Regions from separate parts of the Homo sapiens genome. Here region 2 is linked to region 1. Evidence: chromatin loops called from intact Hi-C (ENCODE). Cell type or tissue: CD14-positive monocyte. All regions are shown on one strand. Links, peaks and the distances in the headings refer to the core of each region. The heading gives the core; the rest is flanking DNA. Region 1 has its middle 7.9 kb from the start of LYPD5. Region 2 has its middle 15 kb from the start of LYPD3.

The links. A loop is a pair of places that touch in the nucleus more often than their neighbours do. Peaks named below come from ENCODE experiments on the same cell type or tissue, not always from the same donor. Only the 100,000 strongest peaks of a DNase experiment are listed, where the experiment ranks them.
Region 2: a loop joins it to region 1, with 2.8 times the contacts of the local background. A loop is called at or near these places in 6 of 110 quality-filtered maps.

Annotation. Positions count from the first base shown.
Region 1 is chr19:43,805,467-43,815,224 of GRCh38, reverse strand. It overlaps a transcript of LYPD5 not described here. Among named protein-coding and RNA genes, the nearest start is that of LYPD5, 7.9 kb to the right of the region's middle. In CD14-positive monocyte, for the core only: CTCF peaks have their summits at 5,030 and 5,231 (motif pointing right); a DNase peak (open chromatin) is centred at 5,244.
Region 2 is chr19:43,445,829-43,455,586 of GRCh38, reverse strand. No RefSeq gene overlaps it. Among named protein-coding and RNA genes, the nearest start is that of LYPD3, 15 kb to the left of the region's middle. In CD14-positive monocyte, for the core only: CTCF peaks have their summits at 8,195 and 8,395 (motif pointing left); DNase peaks (open chromatin) are centred at 4,896 and 8,376.

The DNA.
Region 1 (9,758 bases), core at 904-8,903:
GCCTGGAATTTTGTTCTGACTCATTTTTCAGATAAACTTGAAGGCTGCTGAGTTTCAAAGCAGGTGAGAGCTCTACAGCAGGTAAAGCCTGCGATGCAATCTCCCTGTCCCTGAGCCACATGAATCAGCAACTTTGATGGTGTCACCTCTATCCATAATGGTTGAAGCTGTTATGTGGAGTCTCTGGCAAGATACAAAAGCAAAATTACAGCCCGTAAGGTTCTGAAGTAAGTCCATTTATTATGCAGCATATAAGTGCTTTCAATTTGAAAACCAGCTGCTGAGTACTAATAGAGTCTGTGATTTTGACCATGGGACATCAAGTATCTATATGACTAAAACTACCTGTCATGAGTTGGGTATCTAACCCACTAAGTCATAGTGCGATTTGGGCACAGTATTAATTCATTGTAAGAGATCTAGATGGCACAAAAGAGTTACACACACAGACAGCTCAGACTCTCATGTCACTGACCTTGGTTGCAGCTATGTTGTTCCTTTAATTCACATTCATGACATCATATGAAGATTTTCCTGTAGAATATTAAGGAAGAAAAGGTCTGGCTCACAGATGGATCAGTGTGACTGATGTATTTTGGAAGCTGAACCTAAATTATCATATTACGGGACCACTACTCAGAGGTGGGTCCTACAGGCAGTGGTGAAGGTAAATCCTGGTGTACAGAGCTGTGATTGGAGATCTTCACTTCATTTGTTTGTTTGTTTGTTTTAGAGACAGGTCTTTCTCTGTTACCCAGGCTGGAGTGCAGTGGCAGGATCATAGCACACTGCAGCCTCAATCTCTTGGGTTCAAGTGATTTTTTCATTTCAGCCTCCCCAGTAGCTAGGACTACAGGTGTGCACCACTACACCTGCTAATTTGTTTTGAATGTTTTGTAGAGATGGGGTCTCCCTATGTTGCCCAGATTGATTTTGAACTCCTGGGCTCAAGCCATCGTCCCGCCTGAGACTCATAAAGTGCTGGGATTACAGGCTGAGCCACCACACCTGGCCCCTTCACTTAAATTGGAGTGAGATGTGGCCCAATGTGCAGATATACATGGGCTCCTGGGAAATGGCCCATGGCTTTCTGTTTGGTCAGGATCTTGTAAGGAATGAGACTGGAAGCTCAGGGGCAAGTAGGTCTAGGAAGAAGTATGTGGATACATTTATGGGCGTACATACAAAATGCATGCATATATGTGTCTCATCCTAATTCCTACTAAAAATAATCCTTGGTTGGGCACAGTGGCTCATGCCTGTAATCCCAGCACTTTGGGAGGCCGTTGCAGGCAAATCACTTGAGGTCAGGAGTTCGAGACCAGCCTGGCCAACATGGTGAAACCCCATCTCTGCTAAAAATACAAAAATTAGCCGGGCTTGGTGGTGTGCACTTGTAATCCCACCTACTCAAGAGGCTGAGGCAGGAGAATCACTTGAACCCGGGAGGCAGAGGTTGCAATGAGCCAAGATTGCACCACTGCGCTCCAGCCTGGGCAACAGAATGAAACAGCGTCTCAATAAATAAATACATAAATACACAAATAAATACAACAATAATCCCCACAAAGAAAGCTCTTAACAACAGGGATGATCCATCCCATGAAAGTAAGTCAGTCCATCTCCTCAGCCAGCCCCATGCTGGTTCAATGGTCTCATGAACAGAGTGGCCATGGTGGCAAGGGTGAAAGCTATGCCTGTGTGTTAGTCTGTTTGGCATTGCAATAAGGGAATGCCGGAGTCTAGGTAATTTATAAGGAAAGAAGGTTATTTGGCTCACAGTTCTGCAGACTGTACAAAAAGCATAGTGCCAGCATCTGCTTCTGGTGAGGCCTCAGGAAGCTTACAATCATGGTGGAAGACGAAGGGGGAACAGGTGTGTCACATGGCAAGAGAGAGAGCGAGAGAGAGACGGTGGAGTTCCCAGACTTTTTAACAACCAGATCTTGCATAAACTCATTACTGTGGGAGGGCACCATGCAGGGGCTACCTTTCACTGAAACTAATCAAGTTACCGCCGCTACTGAGTACCCAATCTGCTAGCAGCAGAGGCTGATCCTGAGCACTTGATATGCAACTGCTTCTCAAGGAGACCAGCCAGCTACCTCATAGTAACGTAATTACACAAGACATCTCCTGAATGGGGCAGGAATTTATTCTTACAGTGTCCTTAATATCTTTATGAGGTCGGAGGTGGGACTTGATTCCGGAGGTGGGGCTCAGACACCAGACCTAATTGAGGACCAGCTAAAACAGGGCCTGGGTGGAAGCAGCTTTCCATAAGACACTCCCGCCAGTGTGCCATGTCAGTTTACCATTGCCATGGCAATACCCGGAAGTTACCACCCATTTCCATGGTGATGACCTAGAAGTTACCACTCTTTTCCTAGAAATGTCTGCATCATCTGTCCCTTAATTTGCGTGTAGTTAAAAGAGTATAAATTTGACTGCAGAACTGCCTTTGAGCTCCAAGAAATCTGGTTAAATGTTGTGGCTCAAACCTACGATTTCCTTGTGGGTAAAAATGAATGTTTTTAAATATTTTAATTAGTTGGCCTTGTAGGTCTTCCCTGCATGTTCTTTATCACTGTCACAATTATTGTGTGAATGTGAGATGAACGATCAAGTTTCAAGTTATTTAGCCCTTTAAAAATAGTCTGAAAAGAAGGGAAGGGAAGAATTGAATTGGAGAAAGACCCTTGCCTATGCCAGAATTTATATTTAGGAGTGAAGCAAAAGATGTCTGCAACTTGCTTTTAATGGTTCAACAGTAATAGACAAATAATAGATGATAAAGATGATAATGATGATAGATAGCTGGATGGATGGATAGATAGATGATAGATTGATAGATAGATAGATAGATAGATAGATAGATAGATAGATAGAAAAAATAACCACAAATCATTCCCCTCCCTCTATCCACACCTTTTGTTAGTGTCCTTCTGCACTGACTCTGGGATACCCTGGTGACTTGCTGTGGCCAATGGGACATGGGACATTAGCAAACATAACATAAGCAAAGGCATGAAAAGCACCTGCTTATTAGGGGTTGCTCTTTTTTGCTCCCCTTTGGAACGTTGCAACTCCCATGTGATAAAGTTCAAGCTAGCCATTTGGAGGAGAACTGAGGCCTGCCTGACAGCCAGTCTTGTGAGTGAGACCATTCTGGGTCATCCAGCCACCACCCAACCCTCCAGCTGACCACAAGCACATGACAGAGCCCAGCAGAAATCAGTCAAGCCAGCCCATATCAGAAGAACAACCCAAGAGACACACAGGATTTGGAGAGGGGTAAAATGCTTGATGTTTTAAGCCCCTACATTTTGCTTGTGGTTTCCTATGCACCAGAGGCTGACACAGAAGATAGAGATAGAATAAGCAAATATGGCAAATGTTGACAATTTTGATCCACATAATTGCTATATGGATGATCAATGAGTCTTCCTGCCTGCCTTCCTCCCTCCCTCCCTCCCTTCCTTCCTTCCTCCCTCCCTCTCTCCTTCCCTCTTTCTTTCTCTCTTTCCTTCTTTCTTTCTTTCTTTCTTTCTCCCTTTGTCACCCAGGCTAGAGGGCAGTGGCGTGATCTCTGCTCACTGCAACCTCCGCCTTCCAGGTCCAAGCCATTCTCCTGCCTTTGCCTCCCAGGTAGCTGGGATTATAGGTGCCCACCACCACATCAGGCTAATTTTTGTATTTTTAGTAGAGACAGAGTTTCGCCCTGTTGGCCAGTCTGGTCTTGAACTCCTGACCTCAGGTGATCTGCCCGCCTTGGCCTCCCAAAGTGCTGGGATTACAGGCGTGAGCCACCGTGCCCAGCTGATGAGCTAATTTTTCAACACTTTCATACCTTTAAATTTGTTTGCAATAAAATTTAGAAAAATCACCTTTATTTTCATGATGTCACGTTTCTCAACTATTCCATGTTATCCATTTTTTTTTCCCTCAATCTCCTGGGCTCAAGCTGTCATAGTCATCCTGCCTCAACCTCCCAAATGCTGGGATTACAGGCATAAGCCATGGCACCCAGCCCCATGTCATCCTATATTTCAAAGTTAATCTGTGAAACCTTGCTTATATCAAGTTAACTCAAAATATTCACCTCTCACCTTTTATTTAGAGCCTTCTCCAGGCTCTAAATAAAATATAAATACAAAGGATATTTAATAATTCTTTATGAACATATTTTAAAGCTGTATTAGAAACTACACAAATGCTGCCAAAGAAAGGTGTTTGATCACGCTGTGGGTGGTCTGGTATATATTTACTATTATTTAAAAAATATTTTTCTGTTAGGCTGGGCGCAGTGGCTCACGCCTGTAATCCCAGTCCTTTGGGAGGCCGAGGCAGGTGAATCACCTAAGGTCAGGAGTTCAAGACCAGCCTGGCCAACGTGGTGAAACCGCATCTCTACTAAAAGTACAAAGAATTAGCCAGGCGTGGTGGCAGGCCCCTGTAATCCCAGCTTACTTGGGAAGCTGAGGCAGGAGAATCACTTGAACCCAGGAGGCAGAGGTTGCAGTGAGCCAAGATCGCTGCATTCCAGCCTGGGCAACAGAGCGAGACTCTGTCCAAAAAAAAGAAAGAAAGAAAGAAAAACGGAAAGAAAGGAAGGGAAGGGAAAGAAAGGGGAGAGGAGGGGAAGGGAGGGGAGGGGAGGGGAGGGGAAGGGAGGGGAGGGGAGGGGAGGGAACGGAAGGGAAGGGTAGAAACTAGCAAAATTAGCCAGGCACAGTGGCATGCAACTGTGGTCCCAGCTACTCAAGAGGCTGAGGAGGGAGGATCACTTGAGCCCAGCAAGTTGAAGCTGCAGTGACCCATGATGATGCCAGCGCACTCCAGCCTGGGTAACAGAGAAAGACCCTGTCTAAAAAAAACACACGACTATATAACATCAGTAGCAAGACAAGCATGTTTACTCTCATTAATTCTATTCAATCATGTACTGGGAGTTCTAGCCTATACAATAAGGCAAGAAAAAGAAAAAAAAGGCATAAAGATTGGAGAGGAAAAAGTAAAATGGATTTTGTTTTGCAGATGCCATGATTCTACTGTCACCATGTGCAGTTGTTCATGTTGGGCACTGCACAAGAACACTACACCTAAGGAGGTGCTATTCATATCACAGACATCTTTACTATTTTGAAAACAACTTTTTGAAAATTATTATGTATTGTGCATGCTATTGACGGTTGCAAAAGTGATTTACAATTTATTGCAACTATGTTCCAGCAGATGGCAGTAAAGTGTCTTGTTCCAAGAGGGTTGGTAGCTACCATTCTACTTCCATATACTAAGGAGACATTGGTTTTGAAATGGAAAGACGTGTTGATTTTATGTCATTTAAAATAGTCTGTGCTTCTAAACAATGAGCTGCTCTTCCACCTGATATGCAGAACATTTTGTTAAAGTCCCTAATGGTGCCAGCACATTGTCTGTATTCAGTATTTCATATTGCAGTTCATATTTTCATCTAATTATTTACTCTACCAGACTGGAATTGTTGAATTCTATGTTTAAATCTACAAGTCCTGGCCAGGCACAGTGGCTCACGCCTGTAATCCCAGCACTTTGGGAGGCCAAGGCGGGTGGATCACCTGAGGTCAGGAGTTGAAAACCAGAGTGACCAACATGGTGAAACCCTGTCTCTACTAAAAATACCAAAAATTAGCCCAGTGAATGAGCCGGGCGTGGTGGCAGTCGCCTGTAATCCCAGTTACAGAGGCTGAGGCAGGAGAATCGCTTGAACCCGGGAGGCGAAGGTTGCAGTGAGCCAAGATTTCGCCATTGCACTCCAGCCTGGGTGACAAGAACGAAGCTCTGTCTTAAATAAATAAATAAATCTACAAGTCCTTTCACTTGGCACAAATCACTGTATAATAATATCCGGTCAGGTGCAGTGGCTCACACATGTAATCCCAGCACTTTGGGAGGCTGAGGTGGGCAGATCACGAGGTCAGGAGTTCGAGACCAGCCTGCCAACGTGGTGAAACCAAGTCTCTACTAAAAATGCAAAAATTAGCCGGGTGTAGTGGCGGGCGCCTGTAATCCCAGCTACTCGGGAGGCTGAGGCAGGAGAATCACTTGAACCCGGGAGGTGGAGGTTGCAGTGAGCCGAGACCACGCCGTTGCACTCCAGCCTGGGTGACAGGGCAAGACTCTTGTCTCAAAACAACAACAACAATAACACAACAAACTAATATCCGGTTACCATTAATCATCCACAAAGAATGTGTGTGGGTTGAAATTAAAGAGTATTATGCAAGTCTGTTAATTATACTATTATAGTAGTTGCTTATTATTGCTTTAGAAATTTCATCAGTATAAAAATAAACTTATGAAAATTTAATGATTTGTTGCCTACATAGTATTGTAAGATGCTAAAATTCTAAGATAAAATATTAACCTTATTCGATGTCTATCAAGGACAAAAAATAATCAGGACCAGAAAATGGAAAGCTATTATGAAACAAAGTGGATCATTGAATGAATTTTTGAGAAAAACAAAGTTGCAAGGGGAAAAAATTTCCACAGCTGCTATTTTGGCAGAATGTAGCACAGATCCATTAATTATTGAGCAGAACAGACCATGAATTTACTCCTTCCACTTTTGGGTAAGCCAAGAAAAGAAAATTCAAGAAATAACTGGAAGACAGGAAAAATGGAGAATAAACGAACCCTTTAATTACATGTTCTTTTCGTCAATCCAGGTACCCAGCCACCTAATTTAAATATTAAACTCTTTAGATGTGAATATTTAAATATTAAACCCTTAAATTTAAACTCTTAAAAATTATTCACCTTAAATAAGAGCAGTTAGGCTGGGTGCAGTGGCTCACGCCTGTAACCTCAATGCTTTGGGAGGCTGAGGCCAGTGGATCAGTTGGGGTCAGGAGTTCGAGACCAGCCTGGCCAACATGGTGAAACCCCGTCTCTACTAAATATACAAAAATTAGCCAGGCGTGGTGGCAGACACCTGTAATCCCAGCCTCTCCGGAGGCTGAGACATAAGAATCACTTGAACCTGGGAGGCAGTGGTGAGTCAAGATCACGCCACTGCACTCCAGCCTAGGCAACAGAGTGAGACTCTGTCTCAAAAAAAAGAGCATTTAACTTCCAAAAGACAGTAACGGTAGACAGAAAAGTAGTTTCACATCAATTTTTTCAACTGAGGAATAAATGACCAGATCAGGTAACTTTGTTTAATCTCAAAGGATTCTGTAATTAATGTTTATTTCAAAGAGGTGGAAAAAATACACTGGAGATGGAGAAAAATACACTAAAACAAAGAAATGAGTAGAATGTGGTGGATGCTGTGATTTGCCACCAAGATCTCTTTAGGAATGAAGGACTCTGACAGCTGCTTCTGATGTCAGCCCCTTGGGCATTGCCTCAGCTGATCAGAACCCAGAAGCCCAGTGCCAGACCTCCCCCTGGGGTGCACTGAACCCTTGGATTGACTGAATCAGGACCCAATCTCACCCTCTGCTCAAAATCCAGTTTCCTTTGCCTCCTTTATGCAGCTATTGATCCCAAGGTCCTGCATGCTAATCTCAGCCTCACAATCTGCCTCCCAGGAGAGCCTAGCCTGCAACAACACAGGTGAGCACAGCTATCACAAATTATTTGAAAATTAGAAGGTGGGCCAGGCGCGGTGGCTCACACCTGTAATCCCAACTCTGGGAGGCCGAGGCAGGCGGATCACCTGAGATCAGGAGTTCGAGACCAGCCTGGCCAAAATGGTGAAACCCCATCTCTACTAAAAACACAAAAATTAGCTGGGCGTGGTGGCAGGCGCCTGTAAATTCAGCTACTACTCAGGAGGCTGAGGCAGGAGAATCGCTTGAACCTGGGACACGGAGGTTGCAGTGAGCTGAGATCACACCATTGCACTCCAGCCTGGGTAACAAGAGCGAAACTCTGCCAAAAAAAAAAAAGAAAAAGAAAAGAAAAGAAAAGAAAGAAAATGAGGTGAGGGGCACTTCCACAAGAGCGTGCAACATTCAAAATGATTTGATATAATAACCAAAAAAATTCAAAGCAGGGTCCCAAACAGATATTTGTACAGCCATATTCATAACAGCATTACTCACAATAGCCCAGAGGCGAAACAACCCCAGTGTCCATTGATGGAAGGATGAATGAATAAATAGAATGCGGTGTATCCACACAATGGGATATTGTTCAGCCTTTAAAAGGAAGGAAATTCTGACACATGCTACATACAACATGGTTATACCTTCGGGACATTATGCTAAGTGAAATAAGCCAGTCACTAAAGGACAAGTACTATATGACTTCACTTATATGAGTTATCTAGAGCAGCGGTCCTCAACCTTTTGAGCACCAGAGACTGATTGTGTGGAAGACAATTTTTCCATGGACCTGGGGAGTGGGGGATGGTTTCAGATGATTCAAGAGCATTACATTTATTGTGCGTTTTATTTCTATTATTATTACATTGTAATATATGATGAAATAATTATATAACTCACCATAATGTAGAATCAGTGAGAGCCCTGAGCTTGTTGGGTTTGTTTTGTTTTGTTTTGTTTTGTTTTGTTGAGACGGTGTCTTGCTGTGTCGCCCAGGCTGGACTGCAGTGGTGTGATCTCAGCTCACCACAAGCTCCGCCTTCCGTGTTCAAGGATTCTCTTGCCTCAGCCTCCTGAGTAGCTGGGATTACAGGCGTGCCCACTATGCCCAGCTAATTTTTATATTTTTAGTAGAGATGGGGTTTCACCATGTTGACCAGGCTCATCTTGAACTCCCGACCTCAAGTGATCCTCCTGCTTCAGCCTCCCAAAGTGCTAGGATTACAGATATGAGCCACCACGCTTGGCCCACTGAGCTTGTTTTCCTGCCACTAGATGGTCCCCTCTAGGGGTGATGGGAGACAGTGACAGATCATCAGGCATTATAATCTCATAAGGAATGCATAACCTAGATCCCTTGCATACGCAATTCACAATAGGATTCACGCTGCTATGAGAATCTAAGCCACTGATCTGACAGGAGACAGAGCTCAGGTGGTAGTACAAGTAATGGGGAGAGGCTGTAAATACAGATGAATCTTCCCTCCCTCACCCACCGCTCACCTCCTGCTGTGCGGCCCCGTTCCTAACAGGTACTGGTACCAGGCCCCGGGGGTTGGGGATCCCTGATCTAGAGTAGTCAAATTCACAGAAACAAAGTAGAATGATGCTTGCCAGGGGGTGTGGGGAGGAGGGATAGAAGAAAGGGGAGTTGTTTGATGGGTAAAGAGTTTCAGTTTTGCAAGATGAAAAGTTCTGGATATTGATTGTACAAAACATGAATACACTTGATACTACTGAACTGTAAAAGAAAATTAAGATCTGATTTGAAAGAAAGAGATATTGATGCTGCAGGAAGAATGCATGTGAAAACAACAAAAGAGGCCAGGTGTGGTGGTTCACGCCTGTAATCCCAGCACTTTGGGAGGCCGAGGCGGGTGGATCACCTGAGGTCAGGAGTTTGAGACCAGCCTGGCCAACATGGTGAAACCCTGTGTCTACTAAAAATACAAAAATTAGCCAGGCATGGTGGCAGGCACCTGTGATCCCAGCTACTTGGGAGGCTGAGGCAGGAGAATCACTTGAACCTGGGAGGCGGAGGTTCCAGTGAGCCAAGATGGCGCCACTGCACTCCAGCTTGGGCAACAGAGTGAGACTCGGTCTCAAAAAATAAAAATAACAAAATAACAAAAGAATATATTGGCATACAATCTGCATGATCCA
Region 2 (9,758 bases), core at 936-8,935, 360 kb after region 1:
GCAGGTTTTTCTCTCAGGAATTTATCTCACATGTAGACATGGACGCCTGAGGCTGATGTCAGGTCTGCTCCAGGATGTTAATTGCAGTAGTGTTTGGAATAACAAAACATTAGGAATAACCTAAATGTTTATCAGGAGGGAACTGGTTATGCTTATGATGGTGTGCTCACACAGTTTGATGCTTTATGGGCATTATAAAAATAAAATGAGCTAGGTGCAGTGGTTCACGCTTGTAATCCCAGCACTTTGGGAGGCCGAGGCGGGTGGATCACCTGAGGTCAGGAGTTCAAGACCATCCTGGCCAACATGGCGAAACCCCCTCTCTACTAAAAATACAAAAAGTAGCTGGGCGTGGTGGTGGGTGCCTGTAATCCCAGCTACTTGGGAGGCAAGGCAGGAGAATTGCTTGAACCCAGGAGGTGGAGGTTGCAGTGAGCCAAGATCACGCCACTGCACTCTAGCCTAGGTGACAGAGTGAGACTCTGTCTCAAAAATAAATTAATTAAATAAAATAAATAAAACCAGGCACATCTATTTGTATTAATGTGGAAAGATCTTGAAAATAATGTTAAGTAAAATGAAAGATAAGATACAGAACAGTGTACCACTATTGTGTAAAAAAAAAAATCTGTGTGTAAATGCTTGTATATGCCTAGAACATGTCAAGAAATACCCACAAGGCAATAAATACCATTGCCTCTGGAAAGGGAATTGGGTGGCCATGGGATGGGGGTGGGAGGAAACTTTTCCATCCTTCCCCTCTGTGTGATGTTGGATGAGTCACATGTCTCCTCTGAGCCTCAGTTTCCCCATTTGGAAAGGGAGGGTCATAAAATGAGAGACTAGAGTTCTCCTTCCAGAGCCTGGCACACTGGAGATGCTTGTTGAAGAGAGGCTCTCCTGGCCGGGCACGGTGGCTCACACCTGTAATTCTAGCACTTTGGGAGGCCGAGGTGGGAGGATAGCTTGAGCCCAGGAGTTCTAGACCAGTCTGGACAACATGGTGAAACCTCGTCTCTAAAAAAAGTACAAAAGTTAGCCAGGCGTGTGGTGGCACGCGCCTGTAATCCCAGCTACTCAGGAGGCTGGGGTGGGAGGATCGCTTGATCCCCGGGAGGTTGAGGCTGCAGTGAGCTCTGATCATGACATTGCACTCCAGCCTGGGTGACAGAGCAAGACCTTGTCTCAGAAACAAAACAAAACAAAAAACCCCACAAAAACCAAACCAAACCAAACAAACAAAAAACAAGAACAAAGAGAGGCCCTCCTCCTACATCCATTCTCCTGGTCTGGGACTTCACAGGGAACTCACCCCAACTTTCTGCTTTTCCAGTGATGAAGAATCCAGTAGCAGTGACAGCCACTAGTCTATAGCCCATAGTGCAAGGGGATTTTTCCAACTCCCTGGCAATCTGGGGCAAGAAAGAGGAAAATCTTTTCCCACATCTCTTCACTTCCACCCACACCGTCGTTCTTGGGACCAACTGTGGGTTTTCCCTTCAGTATTCTCAAGAATCACTAGCATTCTCTCTTTACTGAGACCTCTGGGGGGAGTAGGATTGGACCACCAAGGGCTCACACTCACCCAGCCCAAGGAATGACCATGTAGGAACCCATCTCTGCTCTCCTTGCAAGGAGCCCGATGGCTGGGGTTCAAATCCCTGCTCCTGCTCTAGCTCGTGACTTTGGACAAGCCCCATCATCTTTCTGTGCCTCAGTTTTCTCATCTATAAAATGGCAATGGCTGGGTGTGGTGGCTCACACCTGTAATCCCAGCACTTTGGGAGGCTGAGGCAGTTGGATCACTTGAGGTCAGGAGTTCGAGACCAGCCTGCCCAACATGGTGAAACCCGGTCTCTACTAAAATACAAAAATTAGCCAGGCGCGGTGGTGTGCACCTGTAATCCCAGCTACTTGGAAGGCTGAGGCAGGAGAATTGCTTGAACCTGGGAGGCAGAGATTGCAATGAGTCAAGATTGCACCATTGCACTCCAGCCTGGGTGACAAGAGCGAGACTCCGTCTCAAAAATAACTAAATTAAAAAATGTGGTTGCTAGAAAAAAAATTTTTTTTTGAGACATGTTCTCGTTCTGTCACCCAGGCTGGAGTACACTGGTACGATCACAGCTCACTGCAGCCTCCACCTCCTGGGCTCAAGCAATCCTCCCACCCCAGCCTCCTGAGTAGCTGGGACTACAGGCATGTTCCACCATACCTGGCTAATTTTTGTATTTTTTTTTGTAGAGATGGGGTTTTGCCATGTTACCCAGGCTGGTCTCGAGCTTCCGAGCTCAAAAGATTCTCCCACCTCGGCCTTTCAAAGTGCTGGGATTACAATCATGCACCACCGTGCCTGGCCAGAAAATTTATTTTTAAAATTTATTTATTTTTCTTTTGAGATGGGTTCTTGCTTTGTCACCCAGGCTGGAGTGCAGTGGTGCGATCACGGCTCATGGTAACCTTGAACTCCTGGGCTCAAGAGATCCTCCTGTCTCAGGCTTCTGAGTAGATGGGACTACAGGTGTGCACACCGTGCCCAGGTAATTTTTAAAAGTTTTTTTTGAAGAGATGGAATCTCACTATGTTGCTCAGGCTGGTCTTGAACTCCTGGCCTCAAGCACTTCTCCCTCCTTGGCCTCTGAAAGTTCTGGGATTCCAGACGTAAGCCACTGCACCCAGCCAACCTTTGTTGTTTTGAGTCACTGAATTCTGGAGCTGTTTGTCACTGCAGCATAACTTAGCCAATCCTGACCGATACATTCCCTCATCTCCTTCCCTTGTTTTGCAATTGGAATCATTTACAAACTGGTGAAGTCCTCCTACTGACTATAACCCTGTTGTGACTCCCCAGCACTCGCAGGGTAAGATTCCAATGCCCTACCATGGCTTACAAGCCCACACAGGAACTGGTGACTGCTGCATGCTTGCCTTTAACCCCTCCCTACCCTCTGCTTCCTTTCACATTCCAATGACACTGAACTTTTCAGTTCAGAAAAGTTCAGTTCAGAAAAGTTTGAGCATCAAACTCTTCTGCTCACTCCCAGACCTTTGCAGTTGCTGTTCCTTCTGCCTGGAATGCTTTTCCATTGTCCTTCCGTCTCTACCTGGTGACACCTACTCTTTCTTTAAGACTTAGCTTGGATGTCCTCTCCATCAGGTATCTTTCCTGACCACCAGTCTGGGTCACATGCCTCATTTGGGGCTTCCCCCATTATTGTTTTGATCACTTGGGATTGTTGCTATCTGGATGTATTGGTCTGGTCTCACATTGCTATAAAGATTCTACCTGAGGCTGGGTAATTGATAAAGAAAAGAGGTTTTTATTTTTTTAATTTATTATTTTTTTTGAGACACAGTCTTGCTCTGTTGCCCAGGCTGGAGTGCAGTGGCACAATCTCGGCTCATTGAAACCTCCGCCTCCCGGATTCAAGTGATTCTCCTGCCTCAGCCTCCTGAGTAGCTGGGATTACAGGCGTGTGCCACCATGCCCAGCTAATTTCTGTATTTTTTAGTAGAGACAGGGTTTCACCATGTTGGTCAGGCTGATCTTGAACTCCTGACCTCATGATCTGCCTGGCTCGGCCTCCCAAAATGCTGGGATTACAGACATGAGCCATCATGCCTGGCCTTTATTTATTATTATTTTTTTTAATATAAGGTCTTACTCTGTTGTCCAGGCTAGAGTGCAGTAGAGAGAAGTTGGCTCAGTGTAACCTCCACCTCCCGGGTTCAAGCAATTCTCCTGCCTCAGCCTCCCAAGTAGCTGAGGTTACAGGTGTCCGCCACCATACCTGGCTAATTTTTGCATTTTCAGGAGAGATGGGGTTTCACCATGTTGGCCAGGATGGTCTTGAACTCCTGACCTCAGATGATCTGCCTGCTTTGGCCTCCCAAAGTGCTGGGAGTACAGGTTTGAGCCACTGCGCCTGGACTGAAAAGAGGTTTAATTGACTCACAATTCTGCATGGCTGAGGAGGACTCAGGAAACTTACAATTATGGCAGAAGGTCAATGGGAAGTAAGGCATGTCTTACATGGCGGCAGCAGAGAAAGAGAGAGAGAGACAGAGAGAGAGAGAGAGAGAGCAAAGGAAATTGCCACTTTTTTTTTTTTTTTTTTTTTTTTTTGAGACAGAGTCTCGCTCTGTCGCCCAGGCTGGAGTGCAGTGGCGGGATCTCGGCTCACTGCAAGCTCCGCCTCCCGGATTCACGCCATTCTCCTGCCTCAGCCTCCCAAGTAGCTGGGACTACAGGCGCCCGCCACTACGCCCGGCTAATTTTTTGTATTTTTAGTAGAGACGGGGTTTCACCGTTTTAGCCGGGATGGTCTCGATCTCCTGACCTCGTGATCCGCCCGCCTCGGCCTCCCAAAGTGCTGGGATTACAGGCGTGAGCCACCGCGCCCGGCCGGAAATTGCCACTTTTAAACCAACAGATCTCGTGAAACCTCCCTCATCAGCACAAAAACAGCATGTGAGAAACCGTCCCCATGATCCAATCACCTCCCACCAGGTCATTCCCTCACACATGGGGATTACAATTTGAGATGAGATTTGGGTGGGGACATGGAGCCAAACCATAACACTGGAAGATGTGTCTGTCTCTGCCCCTGGACTTTGAGTCTCCTGAGGGAAGGGCTGGGGCTATGTTGTCAGTGCCACACACACATCTCAGGGCTGGGCACAGAGGAGGGTTTCAATTATAGTTTGTCGAATGAATAGTGCATGACTTCAGATGTTAGGCAGATCTGTTCATCACAGGATTTCTGAGAAGCAAGGGTGCTGTCTCTTTCTCTTCTCTGCACTTTTTTCCTGACAGGCTTTCTGGAGAACTGAGACTTGAGAGCTGGCACAGTTTGTTCCTGGAGGCCAGCTCTATGCTGCAGGGAAGCGGTTGTGGTTTCTGTGGAAAGTCCCAGAGCAATTCATTTCTTCTTGGTTCCTCCAACCAATCAATCCAATCCAAATTCCTTTGCTGACTCAACACTTTCCCAAATTTTTATTTTTACTTTTGCACAGATGTTTAAAATGAATTATTTAAAACATAGAGAAGTTAAAATAATCTTACAGTGAACACTCATATATACCCATCACCTAGATTCTATTTGTATGATTATTATTATTATTTTTGAGACAGAGTCTCACTTTGTCACCCAGGCTGGAGTGCAGTGGTGTGATCTGGGCTCACTGCAACCTTCACCTCCCAGGTTCAAGCGATTCTCCTGCCTCAGCCTCCTGAGTAGCTGGGATTACAGGTGCCCACCACCACGCCTGGCTAATTTTTGTATTTTTAGTAGAGATGGGGTTTCACCATGTTGGGCAGGCTGGTCTTGAACTCCTGGCCTCAAGTGATTCATCCGCCTTGGCCTCCCAAAATGCTGGGATTACAGGGGTGAGCCACCGTGCCCAGCTCTATTTTTATTTTATCTTTGGACACAGGGTCTCACTCCCATAGCCCAGCCTGGAGTGTAGTGGTGCAATCTTGGCTCACTTCAGCCTCGACTTCTGTGGCTCAGGTGATCCTCCCACCTCAGCCTCCTGAGTAGTTGGGACTAGGGGCATGTGCCACCACGCCTGGCTAATTTTTTTTTTGTAGAGATAGATAGGATTTCGCCCTGTTGCCCAGGCTGGTCTCGAACTCCTGTACTCAAGCCATCTGCCTGCCTTGGCCTCCCAAAGTGCTGGGATTACAGGCATGAGCCACCGTGCCTGGCCCCATCACCTAGATTCTAAATTAATTAACATCTTACTCAACTTGCTTTATCAAGTATTTACCCACCTTTCCATCCATCTATCCATCACTCCTTCTTGCCTTTTCAATGCATTTCAAAGTAAGTTGAAAAGCATATTTATTTAGTTTCTCCTCTTCAGGTAAAATTTACATATGCTGAAATGCACAAAACTTAAGCACATTGTTAGAGGAATTCTGACAAATGTGCAGGCCCGTGCCGCCAAAATCCTTATCTTGAATCAGAACATCACCATCACTCCAGAAGGTTGTCTCCCATCCCTTCCCAGTCAGTCCCTGGGTTTCAGAGAGGAATGTAGTGGGTGGGGTGGGAAGAGGAGGCAGAGGTTAGGCCTAAACCTTGAAGGGCCTCATAGGCCACAATAAGAAATACAATAACAATACAAATAGAACACTATGCTGGATGTTTTTCTTTTTTCTTTTCTTCCCTTTTTTTTTTGAGACAGGGTCTCACTCTGTTGCCCAGGCTGTAGTGCAGTGGTACAATCATAGCTCACTGCAGCCTCAAACTCCTAGGCTCAAGCCATCCTCCCTCCTCAGCCTTGGAAATAACTGGAATTACAGGTGCATGCCACCATGCCAGGCTAATTAAAAAAAAATTTTTTTTTTGTAGAGATGAGTCTCATTATGTTGTCCAGGCTGGTCTCGAACTCTTGGCCTCAAGTGATCTTCACACCTCAGCTTCCCAAAGTGCTGGAATTACAGGTGTGAGCTGCTGTGCCCGGACTATGCTGGATATTTTTTGTTTGCCTCTTCAGGTCCACTCTCCACCTCTCCCCGCCATACTCCTGGGAGTCTGACCATACCTTGGGATCAGCATGAACCACAATGAGCTTTCTGAACCTCTAGCTTTCTGCATCGGTTTGCCCAATGGGGAGACACTGGCAAGAAACTGGAGGGTGGGTATTTATTTCCCCAACTCCCTTCTTGATGTACGGTTGCCTTGGGCTGCCTGTATCTTTCTACCCACTGCCTCCACCCTTGTAAATAGACTCCTTTTTTTTTTTTTTTTTTTTTTTTTTTTTAGACAACAGTCTCTCTCTATCACCCAGGCTGGAGTGCTGTCAGTGGCGCCATCTCGGCTCACTGCAACCTCCGCCTCCTGGGTTCAAGTAATTCTCCTACTTCAGCCTCCTGAGTAGCTGGGATTACAGGCGGGCGTCACCACGCCTGGCTAATTATTGTATTGTTAGTAGAGATGGGGTTTCACAATGTCGGCCAAGCTAGTCTCAAACTCTTCACTCAGATGATCCGCCAGCTTTGGCCTCCCAAAATGCTGGGATTACAGGCGTGAGCCAGTGTGCTCAGCCCGATACTTACTTTTAATTACATGTAGATTAAGGCGCGGTTTATGCAGAAATTTCTAGGGAAGGGGTAATGACTTTTGGCTTGTGGGGTTATTGGCATGGAAAGGGGCAGTAACTCCCAGGTGTTGCCATGGCAACGGTAAACTGACGTGGCATACTGGTGGGCGTGTATTATGGGAAACTGCTTAGCTAGTCCTCAATTTGGTCCCATACCCAAGTCCCACCTCTGGAGGTGAGTCCAGCCTCCCACCTCAAAAACAGTGGCATTGGCCAGGCGCGGTGGCTCACGCCTGTAATCCCAGCACTTTGGGAGGCCAAGGCAGGCAGATCTCTTGAAGTCAGGAGTTTGAGACCAGCCTGGCCAACATGGTGAAAACCCATCTCTACTAAAAATACAAAAAAAATTAGTCAGGCCTGGTGGCGGGCCTGACTAATCCCAGCTACTCAAGAGGCTGAGGCAGGAGAATCGCTTGAACCCAGGAGGCGGAGGTTGCAGTGAGCCGAGACCATGCCGCTGCACTCCTGCCTGGGCAACAGAGTGATACTCTGTCTCGAACTCCCCCCACAACAAAAAAACAAAACAAAAAAGCCCCCCAAGCCCCAGAAAAACAAACAAAAAACAGTGGCATCTTGGTGGGGCGCGGTGGCTCATGCCTGTAATCCCAGCACTATGCGAGGCTGAGATGGGAGGATCACTTGAGCCCATGAGTCTGCCCAGCTTGGGCAATATAGCGAGACCCCATCTCTGCTAAAATACAAAAATTAGCTGAGTGGTACGCACCTGTGGTCTCAGCTACTAGGGAGTTTGAGTGCTCACCTAGCAAGCTAAAGTGCAGTAAGATAATCCAGAATGCAAGTACCACTCTAGTGACAACCATCATCACTAGTGTCATCAAGGGCACTTCATATAAAAGTGCCAGTGTGCATCAGGGATAAGAGTGAGACAACATCCACTGGTTCACGGTGAACCGATGAAACAAGAACAACAATTAGGAATTTATTAGGATCAACAGGACTATCCTAAATATCAGCAGTAAATTAGCACATCACAAGAAACTCATGAACATGGGTTAACAAAATGAACCACTGATAAGCCAACTTTTCTGTGTCAAAAGGTGGGAGGTTCACTTGAGCCCAGGATGACGAGGCTGCAGAGAGCCGAGATTGCGCCACCGCACTCCAGCCTGGGTGACAGAGCAAGACCCTGCCTCAAAACAAACAAACAAAACAAGAACAGTGGCACCTTAACTGTTAATTATACGAGAAACTGGGAGCTCCTGTAGGGTTTTCACCCTGCAAGTCAGATTGGTGTTTTCCATGCGCCCTCTGGCGGCTTGGAGCAGCAATGTCAGCTAAGCATCAGCATCCAGCCCCTGGCTGGACTCTCGGAAAGTACTACTGCTATTTGGCGAATGCACTTGCACCAACATTCACCTAAATCTGCAGCAGACACAGGGACAAAGCTCTGTCTGGGTTTCCAGGACATCTTCTCAGAGGTCGTGATGGATAAGACCAGGAGCGGGATCTTAAATAACAAGGAGCACGTGCAGAGGCCTGAGCGAACATGCCTTGTGTCCGGAACTGGGTGCAGCAACCTGGGAGAGAGCAGGGAGATGAGGCTGGGGAATTAGGTCAGGCCCATTTGGGAAAGAACCTTGGCATTGGGACTTTGTGCTGTAAACCAGTTTGGAGATTGTGAACCATCAAGCTTCAAAGACAAAATTGGAGGGTCAAGCATTAAGGATGTCAACTTTTTATTTTGTTAGTAGGGTCTTAAAAAAACAACTATTCTTATTCATTCTAAAAGCTTTTAATGAACACCTACTGTGTGTTAGGGAATGTTCTGGGCAGGATCTGAGTCTGCATTGCTCACTATTGTATACCCTCAGAGTCTAGAGTCATGGAAAGGCCCCAAAAGAAGGGATGAATGAAATGAAAGATCATTGCTAAAGCAAGGTCAGGGTGGAGATGAACTGCCAGGGGTGAGTCCAAGCTGGGTGAGATTGTGGATGAGTTTGGAGACAGAAAAGAATAAAGGTGAAAGTGCTTAGTCCGGCCAGGCGTGTTGGCTCATGACTGTAATCCCAGCACTTTGGGAGGCTGAGGCAGGCAGATCATGAGGTCAGGATTTCGAGACCAGCATGGCCAACATGGTGAAACCCCACCTCTAATAAAAATACAAAAATTAGCCAGGCGTGGTGGCAGGTGCCTGTAATCCCAGCCCCTCGGGAGGCTGAGGCAAGATAATTGCTTGAACCCGGGAGGTGGAGGTTGCAGTAAGCCAAGATTGCCCCACTGCACTCCAGCCTGGTGACAGAGCAAGACTCTGTCTCAAAAAAAAAAAAAAGAGAAAGTGTTCAGTCCTTGAACTGTCAAAAGACAAAATCACAACAAATTTGCTTATAGATTCCCTCCCACCTCAGCCTCCCAAATAGCTGGGATTACAAGTATGCACCATCATGCCTGGCTAATTTTTATGTCTTTACAAAAGATACATGTTGGCCAGGCTGGTCTCGAACTACTGACCTCAAGTGATCCACCTGCCTTGGCCTCCCAAAGTGCTGGGATTACAGGCATGAGCCACTGTGCCCAGCCTGCTTAAAGATCTTAACTGGTTATTATTTGTGATTTTAGAATTGGGCAACATCGAATTATAAGAGACAGAATGAGTATTCTGATGAGTCGAGCAAAAGAGGTTGGTTTTA